Regions from separate parts of the Homo sapiens genome. Here region 2 is linked to region 1. Evidence: read pairs that join two places in POLR2A ChIA-PET (ENCODE). Cell type or tissue: OCI-LY7. All regions are shown on one strand. Links, peaks and the distances in the headings refer to the core of each region. The heading gives the core; the rest is flanking DNA.

Region 1 (5,380 bases), core at 303-5,302:
GCTTGAAACGTAGCAAGCAAGAGCCTGCATTATTTCTGAAACCCAAAAAAGAAAATGTAAAAAATAAGCACTGTAATAGTAACTCTCACAGTGCTAATTTCTCCATGTCACCACCCTGCAAATGAGACAGTTAGAATGTAGGTCATGGCTCGGTGTGGTGGCATGTGCTTGTAATCCTAGCTAATCAGGAGGCTGACTTCGGAGGGTGAGATGGGAGGATCACTTGAGCCTGGGAGTTTGAGACCAGTCTGGGCAATGTAGTGAGACCCTGTCTCCTGTAAATAAATAAATAAATAAATAAGTTTGCCTTGGGCTTTCCTGGGTGAGCCGAGCCTTGCCCTGGCCTTTTGGGTTCCCCTGCCTGAGGGCCTGCAGGGGCTGTGGTTGGAGACCTGAGGAGGGGACAGAGCCCAGCCCCTCTCCTGTGGCTGAGCAGGCCTCTGTGTCCATGACACCTGTCTTCGGGGGCCTGGGGGCTGTGGGCGTATGTCCTCCCTGCTGGCTCCCCCAGCCCCTGCTGCTTGATGCTCTTGGAACTCTTCCCTAAGGAGTCAGTCCCCTAGAGGCCTATCAGGGAATCCTTTTGTATCTGCACTTTGGGTTTTAGTTTCAAAGCTCCATCAGGTACAGCTCACGTTTCAGGATGTGTGGAAAGCTTGAGTGAGGGCTCCCCTGGTTTGTCCTAGTTCCACCTTCCTTAGAGGGAGAAGGCTGTTGCAGACCCCCATCCATGCCACACCAGCTCAGCACTGCACATCTCAAGGTGATTCCCAAGACAGCTGGTGCCTCCTGGCCTTCCTGCACCAGGCCAAGGGGCACCTCAGAGGATGCTGGATCCTTTGCCTCTTCTTGATTGAGGGATCTCTCTATATATGAATGTGTGTATATAAATATAAATATACATATATATATACACACACACACACATATATATATCTATATATCTATATCTATATATCTATATCTATATCTATATCTATATATAGATATATATATATGAGATTTATTTTTTCTGGAATTCTGTTAGAAAAGTAAAGAAAAAGCAAATGCTATTGATTTATCTCAGGGTACCCAAAGAGGTTGTAGTCAATTTTTGGTACTAGGAAAGGCAGCAAATGCATTTCCTGACTTTTAAGCATTTCCTTGTTGGAAGCCATAGAGGGCCAGGCCAAGTCGCTGACAGTGACTTTGTGATCGAATAAAGAGACCCTTGAAGGGGAAGCAGGAAAAAAAGAAGAAGAGGAGGAAGAAGAAGAAGAGGAAAAAGAAAGAAGAGGAAGAAGAAAGAAGAGGAAGGAGAAGAAGGAGAAGGAGAAGAAGGAGAAGAGGAAGAGGAAGGAGAGGAAGAGGAAGAAGAGGAAGAGGAAGAAGAGGAAGAGGAAGAAGAAGAGGAAGAGGAAGAGGAAGAAAGAAGAAGAAGAAGAAGAAGAAGAAGAAGAAGAAGAAGAAGAAGAAGAAGAAGAAGAAGAAGAGTCAGTTTAAGCAATCTGTTCCAAACTTGAAAAGGGCTTGTTCATTAGCTCACATAGGTCTCCCAGTGATTATTCCGCTCACCAGTTAGCCAAGGAATACACTAAGACTCTAAGCCATGGAAGACCTTGATGGAGGTTGCACGGCCAAGGAAAAGAAGTACTGGGGCTTACATCCAGGTCTGTCAGACTTCACATCTACCACGCTTCCTTTCTGTCAAGCTTGCCCCAGGAATGGATGAGAAATCTCAGAAGCTGGGACCCACATTTGCCCCTATAAAGACAGGTTGTGTGTGACCCCACCCAAGTACCTGCTGGAGGCGGCTCCTGATGTCAGAGGCACAGAGCTGGAGCATGTGCAAGTAGGAGACCTCAGTGTCGATGAGCTCCCGGACAGCCAGCCTCTGATGAAGCAGCGATCTGTCCTCAGAGGCCCTACCTTCCCTGTCCGGACTCCCTGACCTGGAGGATGGCTCGTCGGCTCCATGCTTGGCCATGTCAGCAGGTTCTGGGAAAAGCAAAAGCATCCCCACTCACTTCCAGGAAGAACTATTGGGACATGCTGTCTCTAATTCAATGACAATTACTCATCAAGAGGCCTAAAAACATCTTAAGCTGCAAACAGAGTCAAGATGAACTGTTTATTAGCATTTGTAGGCAGTACCTGAACAATATTGAAAGGCAGGTAACAGCTCTGATAACTCTTGACATTTTAGGTGGTGGCTCATGCCTGTAATCCCAGCACTTTGGGAGGCCAAGGTGGGCAGATCACCTGATGTCAGGAGTTCGAGACCAGCCTGGCCAACATGATGAAACCCCGTCTCTACTAAAAATACAAAAATTAGCCAGGCATGGTGGCGGGCTCCTGTAGTCCCAGCTACTCAGATACGCTGAGGCAGAAGAATCACTTGAACCCGGGAGGCAGAGGTTGCAGTGAGCCAAGATCACACCACTGCACTCCAGCCTGGGCAACAGAGCAAGATTCTTACAAAAAAAATTTTTTTTTAATAGATAATTCTTGACATTTTGAATTCATTTCCCAGGACCCAGACAACATGCTTGCCTGGCTTTTCTTCTATTTCCAATCCAGCTCTTGACCTAGATTTCTTTATCTGGTACAGCTGAATCTCTTTCACCCTCTCCCAGTGGTCCCCCTACACCCCATCCCACCAGCTACCCCATTTAGGCCTTACTACCCATCGCCTGGGCTATTTCCACAGCCCTCAGAGTCATCCTTCCTAATCCACACTGCTCTCCTGCCACCACCACACCCATTCTTTCTGGACACATTTCCAGTTTAAACTCCCTGAAACAAAGCTTGTGAACATGGTGTGCCCTGCTGTAAGACTTTAGTAGCTTCCTGCTGCTCAGTGATCTGATTCCAACCTCATTTCCCCTTCACAGACTGCACTCCAGGCTCTAACTTCATTTCCTCTTCACAGGTTGTACTGCAGTGGAAAGAGAGTTGAGCGCTCTTCTCCATACTTGCATTGGCATTTCCTGCTTTTGCACTTGCCATGCCCCCTCCTGTGTTCCTATCCCCCAGCATTCACTTCTCTAAGGCTACTCTTGATCCTCCCCTCATTTCTCACTCCCACCAGCTGCACTTTTCTTCTCTGAAACTCCTGCAATCCTTTATCTCTAACTTATAAAGTATCAAGGGCCCGGGTGCGGTGGCTCACGCCTGTAATCCCAGCACTTTGGGAGGCTGAGGTGGGCAAACCACCTGAGGTCAGGAGTTCGAGACCAGCCTGGCCAACATGGTAAAACCGCATTTCTACTCAAAATACAAAAATTAGCCGGGTGTGGTGGTGCACACCTGTAATCCCAGCTACTCGGGAGGCTGAGGTAAGAGAATCACTTGAACCCAGGAGGTGGAGGTTGCAGTGAGCCGAGATTGTGCCACTGCCCTCCAGCCTGGGTGACAGAGCAAGACTCCATCTCAAAATAATAATAAAGCGTAAAGGGCAATACCATGGACAAGATGATCTGAAAAACTTTCCTACTACAAAACACTTAGGAATGCTAGATCAGTTATAATAAACTTTTTAACTGCATGACAGATCTTGTAAGGGAGGAAAAGAAATCACTAGGGCCCTCAAACAGGGAATTGAAAACTACGGTGGGGAGCAGCTGAGCTGATGCAGCTGTGGCCCAAAGTAGAGGGGTGGGTAAGGAAGACAGTATTTGAAACTCAGTGAACCAGAGACTTGGGCATTAGTGCCCAGGTAGGAATAGGAGACAAGCTCCTTCACAGAACTGGGACCCCCCCAGCCACAAGGACTTCTGTGAAATGGTGGATCAGGAAAAAAAAAAAAAAATGCAGCTATCCACACAGAAGATGACAAAGACAGTTCATCCTGGCTTGGGTTCTGGGTGAGGAAAAAAGGTCTCCTTCATAACATAAATTCGTAACAACACACCTGCCTTCACTGGGTTTAGGTCCAAATCAATGCTACACATGTGGTCCAGGTGGCCCAAAGCTGATAAATTTATACAAAAAGAAATCCTGAATTCTGAGTGGCCACAACAAAATAAAATGTTTCCAGAAGGACACGTCTTTAACCTAGGCCACAGATAACCATGTCCTGAAGATGAGTTTAGAATAAAAAATATAAGAATGCCCCTGTGAGTGAGTACCAGCAGAAACAACAAGAGCAGGAGTAGACCCCAAGAGTGTCAGATAACCAACCAGTCAGATACAGGCCAAAACAGAAACAGGGAAAGAGGAAAGACACTAGGACAAAAAATACAGACCTGTATAATGTTTTACAAGTACCAAATAGGGCTGGGCACAGTGGCTCATGTATGTAATCCCAGAACTTTGGGAGGCTAAGGCAAGAGGCTTGCTTGAGCCCAGGAGTTCAAGACCAGCCTGGGCAACATAGTGAGATTTCGTCTCTACAGAAAAAATTTTTTTGTAATTAGTCAGGCATGATGGTACATGCCTGTGGTCCCAGCTACTCAGGAGGCCAAGGTAGGAGGATTGCTTGAGCCCAGGAGGTAGAAGTTGCAGTAAGCCAAGATTGCACCACTGCACTCTAGCTTGGGTGACAGAGCGAGACCCTGTCTCAACAACAAACAAACAAACGAACAAACAAAAACAACAACAAAAGAAACATGAACACAGTAAGATACACAATTGTTACACAACATCCCTCATGTTGCCTTTTCACCTAATTCGCTCCAGTCCCCATCCTATCCTAATCCTTGGCAACCACAAACCTGTTCTCCATTTCTATAATTGTGTCCTTTCCCGAAATTCATGTAAATGGAATCACACAGTATGTAATCTTTTAGGATTGGCTTTATTCAATCAGCATAATTCCCTGGAGATTCATGTATATTGTGGGTATCAATAGTTATAGTTCCTTCCTTTTTATTGCTGAGTAGCTGAGATACTTTGTTTAAAAAAGTACAAAGGATACATGGCAAAAATGTTAAAATTAAACAAAGCTAGGAGGTAAGTACGTGGGTATTTGTTGTTTTGTGCTTTGTTATTTTCTGGATGGTTAAAATACTTCATAATATTTAAAATGGCACAGATCCCATGTAACCTTGTGCTCAGCGTGCTCATTTTCCTGGCTAGACACTAAGCTCTTGGAGGCAAGATGAGCACCTATTCATCTTGTATCCTCCTCTGTGCCTCACCATGCCCATGATTAATACTATTTGCTACATAAATGGTTCTTATGGATGTATTAGTATTTGTTGAAGTTTCTGTCTTAGGCCGAAGCCATTGTTCCATAGATCGGAGAGTACATAAATGGATGTTTGGGGAGGGCAGGGATGTACAGAGGGCAAAGGCCCAGAAAGATCCTGAAACAAATCTGTCTGATGCATAGCTGTATTCTGGCTCCCAAACACACCCCGTGATCTGCTGATTTGTCCCTGGCCTGAATGGCAACATT
Region 2 (5,380 bases), core at 60-5,059, 62 kb after region 1:
TTACATAAACTCTCATAATTACCACAACACCTTTTGATAAATAAATAGGGTTATATTAAGAATCTTTGACCAGTGAGCAGAAATCACTTACACAGAGTCACAGAGCAAGAAAATAACAAGCCAGGACTAGAACCTATGTTTCTGGCTGCTGGTCCAGTATTCTTGGTACTATGTTACATATACTGTCAACTTAGCCAGCTTCCCATTCTTAAACCTAACTGCAGATTTACTGGACTACTTTTTAATGGTCTGGTCACTGAAGGACTTACTTTTATGAATATTACTTAGTGCTGTATTATTCAGGGTTGCACAGACTTGATAGCTATTCATGTATTTGAATAGCCATCTTTTCTTTCTTTGAGGTTGTATCATTCCTTTCTGGTAGCTTGTGTTGCTTCTTCCATTTTCCTTTTCCCCTTTGCTGTATGTTTGCAGCCCAGGCATTGTGTCCTTTCTTCTGTATTTGCTACGTAAAACAAACATATCAAACTTTGGAATGTTCATTGTTTTCTTTTTGTATTCATTTTCTCCACTAATGAAGATAATTTAATTTTGCCTTTTTGTATCGTTTTTGTCTACAGTTTCTTATCTAGAATACTTAGCTCTATCCATTTAAAGAGGATTTTCTAAGCAAATTAATTAATGCAAAGTAGGGGGAAGTGTTCCCTTCATCCAGTTATTTGTTCTCTTAGTATCTTCATACAGAAACATTGTCTGTAATACAAGTGCTAACTTATAGTGCAAAAATTACCCTAAAGAAAACCATTTGAGGCTGGGCACGGTGGCTCACTCCTGTAATCCTAGCACTTTGGGAGGCCGAGGTGGGCGAATCACCTGAGGTTGGTTGTTCCAGACCAGCCTGACCAACATGGAGAAACCCCATATCTACTAAAAATACAAAATTAGTCAGGCGTGGTGGCGCGTGCCTGTGATACCAGCTACTCAGGAGGCTGAGGCAGGAGAATCACTTGAACCCAGAAGGCAGAGATTGTGGTGAGCTGAGATCATGCCATTGTATTCCAGCCTGGGCAACGAGAGCAAAACTCTGTCTCAAAAAAAGAAAGAAAGCCATTTGGTGGCTGGGTGTGGTAGCTCACCCCTGTAATCTCAGCACGTTGGGAGGCTGAGGCGGGTGGATCACTTGAGGTCAGGAGTTTGAGACCAGTCCCCCCAACATGGCAAAACCCTGTCTCTACTCAAAACACACAGAAAAATTAGCTGAGTGTGGCAGCATGTGCCTGTAATCCCAGCTACTCAGGAGGCTGAGGCAGGAGAATCGCTTGAATCTGGGAGGCAGAGAGGTTGCAGTGAGCCGAGATTGTGCCAGTGCATTCCAGTCTGGGCAACAGTGAGACTCCATTTCAAAACAAAAACAAAGAAACAAACAAAAAGAAAGCCATTTGGTCTCTTAATAGTGTATTAGGAGATATTTTATAGGAGTGTGTTTGATTTCTTTTTTTCTTTCTGAAACTTTTTAATGTACATGTTATCCCTTTTTAAGGAGTGGAGGTAAGTCACTTGAGCCTTAAGAATTTGAGGTTTGAATTAGGGAGTTAGGAAGGGGGCCCAATTTTAGTATTTTACAAGTATGGTGGGTGGTAATGGCTTTGGACATGTTGAAATTAAGGTGAATGGCATATTGTGTTTTACTCTTGTGTAGTAAAGTTAGCAGCAAATACAGAACTGAGCCTAGGCCAGGGAACTGGGATTGGGGTTAGATCTAAGCAAGATCAGCATGTAAGTGATAGTGGAGAAAGTAAATTGAGAGGTGAGGACTCATCCCCTTGGTGGAAATTCGGAATTAATAAAGCAGGAGGAGAGTCAGGATAATGGGCTGTTGAATAAAGAAAGTAAGTTTTTAGGAAGAGGTAATGTGTATCCAAGAAGTAGGAAAGAAATGAGACTTAAAGCGTTTGGGGTTTGGCTGTGTTAGAGCTCAGTACCCAACAGGTGCTCAGTAAAGTAACTTGACTCAATGATTGGGTCTGAGGATAATCCGAAGAGGGAGTTAAGTATATAGAATTGAAAGGATAAGCAGAGGCCATATTTAGGAATTTTTTGATATATGAAACTCTTGCTTTTTTAGTAGGTAAGGGGCTTTTTTTTTTTTTTTTTTGGGAGACAAGGTCTCAGTGTCACCCAGGATGGAGTACAGTGGCTAGCCTCAACAGCCGAGGCTCAAGTGATCCTCCTGCCTCAGCTTCCTGGGGAGTACAGGCGCATGCCACCACGCCTGGCTAATTTTTTATTTTTCATAGAGAGACCGGGGTCTTTGTTGGCCTAGGCTAATCTCGAACCACCTGAGCTCAAGTGATCCTCCCATCTTGACCTCCCAAAGTGTTGGGATTACAGGTGTGAGCTATCGCATGGCTCCTTTAGTTTTTATAACAGAGAAATGACACAGTAAAACCATAGAGGGGTAACTGGAACTAGGAGAATATTTAAGAAGCTAATACAATAATCCAGGCATCTTTCAAAATTTAGCCCAGGTGCTAACATTTTTAGGAAGCCTTCTTTTTTTTTTTTTTTTTTTTTTTTTTGAGACAGAGTCTCGCTCTGTCGCCAGGCTGGAGTGCAATGGCGCCATCTCAGCTCACTGCAACCCCCGCCTCCCGGGTTCAAGCAATTCTTCTGCCTCAGCCTCCCGAGAGTAGCTGGGACTACAGGCGTGCGCCACCACGCCCAGCTAATTTTTGTGTTTTTAGTAGAGACGGGGTTTCACCATGTTGGCCAGGATGGTCTCGATCTCTCTTGACCTTGTGATTCGCCTGCCTTGGCCTCCCAAGGTGCTGGGATTACAGGTGTGAGCCACCGCGCCTGGCCAGAAGCCTTCTTTTTTATCTTCTAAGTAAATTGCTTATTCCTGTATTTTGTATTTATGGTTGCCTTTATATTACACTTGTCATCTACCAGTTCTTCATCAGCTTTATTGATATAATTTACCCACATAAAGGTTAACCTATTTAAGCTGTACAGTTTGTTTCTTAGTATATGTACAAAGTTGTACAACCATTACCATAATTCAAATTTAGAATATTTTCCTCATGCCAAAAATAAATCTTGAACCCATTGTCAGTCACTCCATTTCCCGTCAGCCCTAGGCAACTACTAATCTGCTTTTATATATTTGCCTATTAGAAAACATTTGATCAAGCTTTTGTAATTTGTGTTATGAAGACTATAAGTACATTTTCCACTTCCCAATGAAAAAGTGTATTTTAACATTTGTATCTCCCTGGACCTTCCAGTTCTCCACATGCTGTCCCTCAATACCACCACTATCAATGTTGGAGCAGTGATGACAAGAGCTGACAAAAGTTAGGTCATTTGTGATTTTTTTTTTTTTTGCAACTACGTCCCCGCTCAATTATTTGTGATCTTTGAAATAACACTTTGGGTATTACGGGGAAAATAACTATGTTACTGGGAACCAAGAAAAAATGAGAGTAAGATGCAAATATAAACCAGGTTTTCAAAAAATTACCTGAAGAAGAAAATAAGGTGATCTTACACACTATACCAACCTATGCTGTCACTTAGTTTCTTGTGAGCACCAGACTTCAGCCTGGTGCCAATCCACCCCTTAACCTGGGTCTCTGCCATCTGTCCTTTGAGAATCAACCTTACTTCCTCAGAGAAACTTTCCCTGATGCCTCCCTTAAAAAAAAAGATCAGATCCCCATAATTTGTGCCCCCACAATAGCACTCTTCTCTCCTTCATCATGGTGTTTATCACCCTTCCCCACTATAAGCCACGAAAGCAGCAATTATTTTGTTTTGTCTTGTTAGCTACTCTAAATATTGAATGGATAAATGAATAGTAACTTTGATAATGAACAGTGGTAAAGTTTTTTTTGTTTGTTTTTATAATTTTTGGAGTTAAGGAACATCTACATATCTTTGAAGGCAAAGGGCAAGGAACAAAGGTGGAGAATATGAAAATGTACGGTAATTCAAGGATCTTGGGGGTAATGTTGTAAGCAAAGGATTAGTAGTAACAAGGCAGCAAGAAGAGGGAAAACAAATCATCTTAGTTGACTACGTTATTGCTGAGCAAAACATACATGATTTTCAAATATTAGATCTTATTCTACAGGCTATTTATCTCAAAAGTTGGTTTGGAACAGGGGCTCTTAACCTGGTTCATAACCATATCCACCCCCCATGAGATCTATGTATTTAGACAGGTAAGGAAAATTACATTTTTATTTTCATGAGCTTCTCACTCAAATCTAGTATTTCTTTTTGATTTTAAGTGTAAGTAGGAAACCTCATGAGTTTTAGCAGAACCTTTGACTTTGTCACCAATAGAAATCACTGATTTTTGTGGGGGGTAGATGGAGTTTTGCTCTTACCGCCAGGCTGGAGTGCAATGGCGTGATCTTGGCTCACTGCATCTCCTGCCTCCCAGGTTCAAGTGATTCTCCTTAGCCTCCTGAGTAGCTGGGATTACAGGCGCCCAACGCCACGCCCGGCTGATATTTGCATATTTAGTAGAGATGGGGTTTCACCATGTTGGCCAGAGTGGTCTCAAACTCCTGACCTCAGGTGATCCATCTGCCTCGACCTCCCAAAGTGCTAGAATTGCAGGTGTGAGCCACTGCACCCAGCTAGAAATCGCAGATTTTTTTTTTTTTTAGACTAAGTCTCACTCTGTGGCCCAGGCTGGAGTGCAACAGTATGATCTCAGCATGAGCCACTCCGCCCGGCTGAAATCACAGGTATTTTATATCACATTATTGTTGCAGGTATCTTAAAATATAGTTTACACTCATTACTACATCAAAATTATAGCATTTATTAGACCTGCTCCTATATTTAATGCATTAATAAGCAGAGTGTAGGGCTGGGCACTGTGGCTCACACCAGTAATCCCAACATTTTAGGAGGCCAAGGCAGGCGGATCACGTGAGGCCAGGAGTTCAAAATCAGCCTGGCCAACATGGTGAAACCCTGTCTCTACTAAAAATACAAAAATCAGCCAGGAGTGGTCGCATATGCCTGTAATCCCAACAGGTGGATGAGGCATGAGAATCTCTTGAACCTGGGAGGCAGAGACTGTAGTGAACCAAGATCACACCATTGCACTCCAGCCTGGGCGACACAGTGAGATCCTGTCTCAAAAAATAATAATAATAAGGAGAGTATGTATATTACTATATCCCAAATTCCTTTTTTTTTTTTTTGAGATGGAGTCTTGCTGTCACCCAGGCTTGAGTGCAGTGGCATAAGCTCGGCCCACTGCAGCGTCTGCCTCCTGAGTAGCTGGGATTACAGGTCCCCACCACCATGTGCGGCTAATTTTTTGTTTTTTGTTTTTTTTTTTTTTGTATTTTTAGTAGAGACAGGGTTTTGCCATGTTGGCTAGGCTGGTCTCGAA

What was found. ChIA-PET counts read pairs that join two places held together with the same protein. Peaks named below come from ENCODE experiments on the same cell type or tissue, not always from the same donor. Only the 100,000 strongest peaks of a DNase experiment are listed, where the experiment ranks them.
Region 2: POLR2A ChIA-PET joins it to region 1 with 6 read pairs; 7 of 35 experiments call an interaction of 5 or more read pairs at or near these places.

Annotation. Positions count from the first base shown.
Region 1 is chr5:149,594,356-149,599,735 of GRCh38, reverse strand. It overlaps ARHGEF37 (Rho guanine nucleotide exchange factor 37), which reads right to left. Exons shown (of 13, transcript NM_001001669.3): 2 at 1,781-1,977. The coding sequence starts at 1,966. Among named protein-coding and RNA genes, the nearest start is that of ARHGEF37, 16 kb to the right of the region's middle. In OCI-LY7, for the core only: no CTCF peak of the experiment used is centred there; a DNase peak (open chromatin) is centred at 2,895.
Region 2 is chr5:149,531,643-149,537,022 of GRCh38, reverse strand. The region is part of intron 2 of CSNK1A1 (casein kinase 1 alpha 1); the gene reads left to right. Among named protein-coding and RNA genes, the nearest start is that of CSNK1A1, 17 kb to the left of the region's middle. In OCI-LY7, for the core only: no CTCF peak of the experiment used is centred there; no DNase peak of the experiment used is centred there.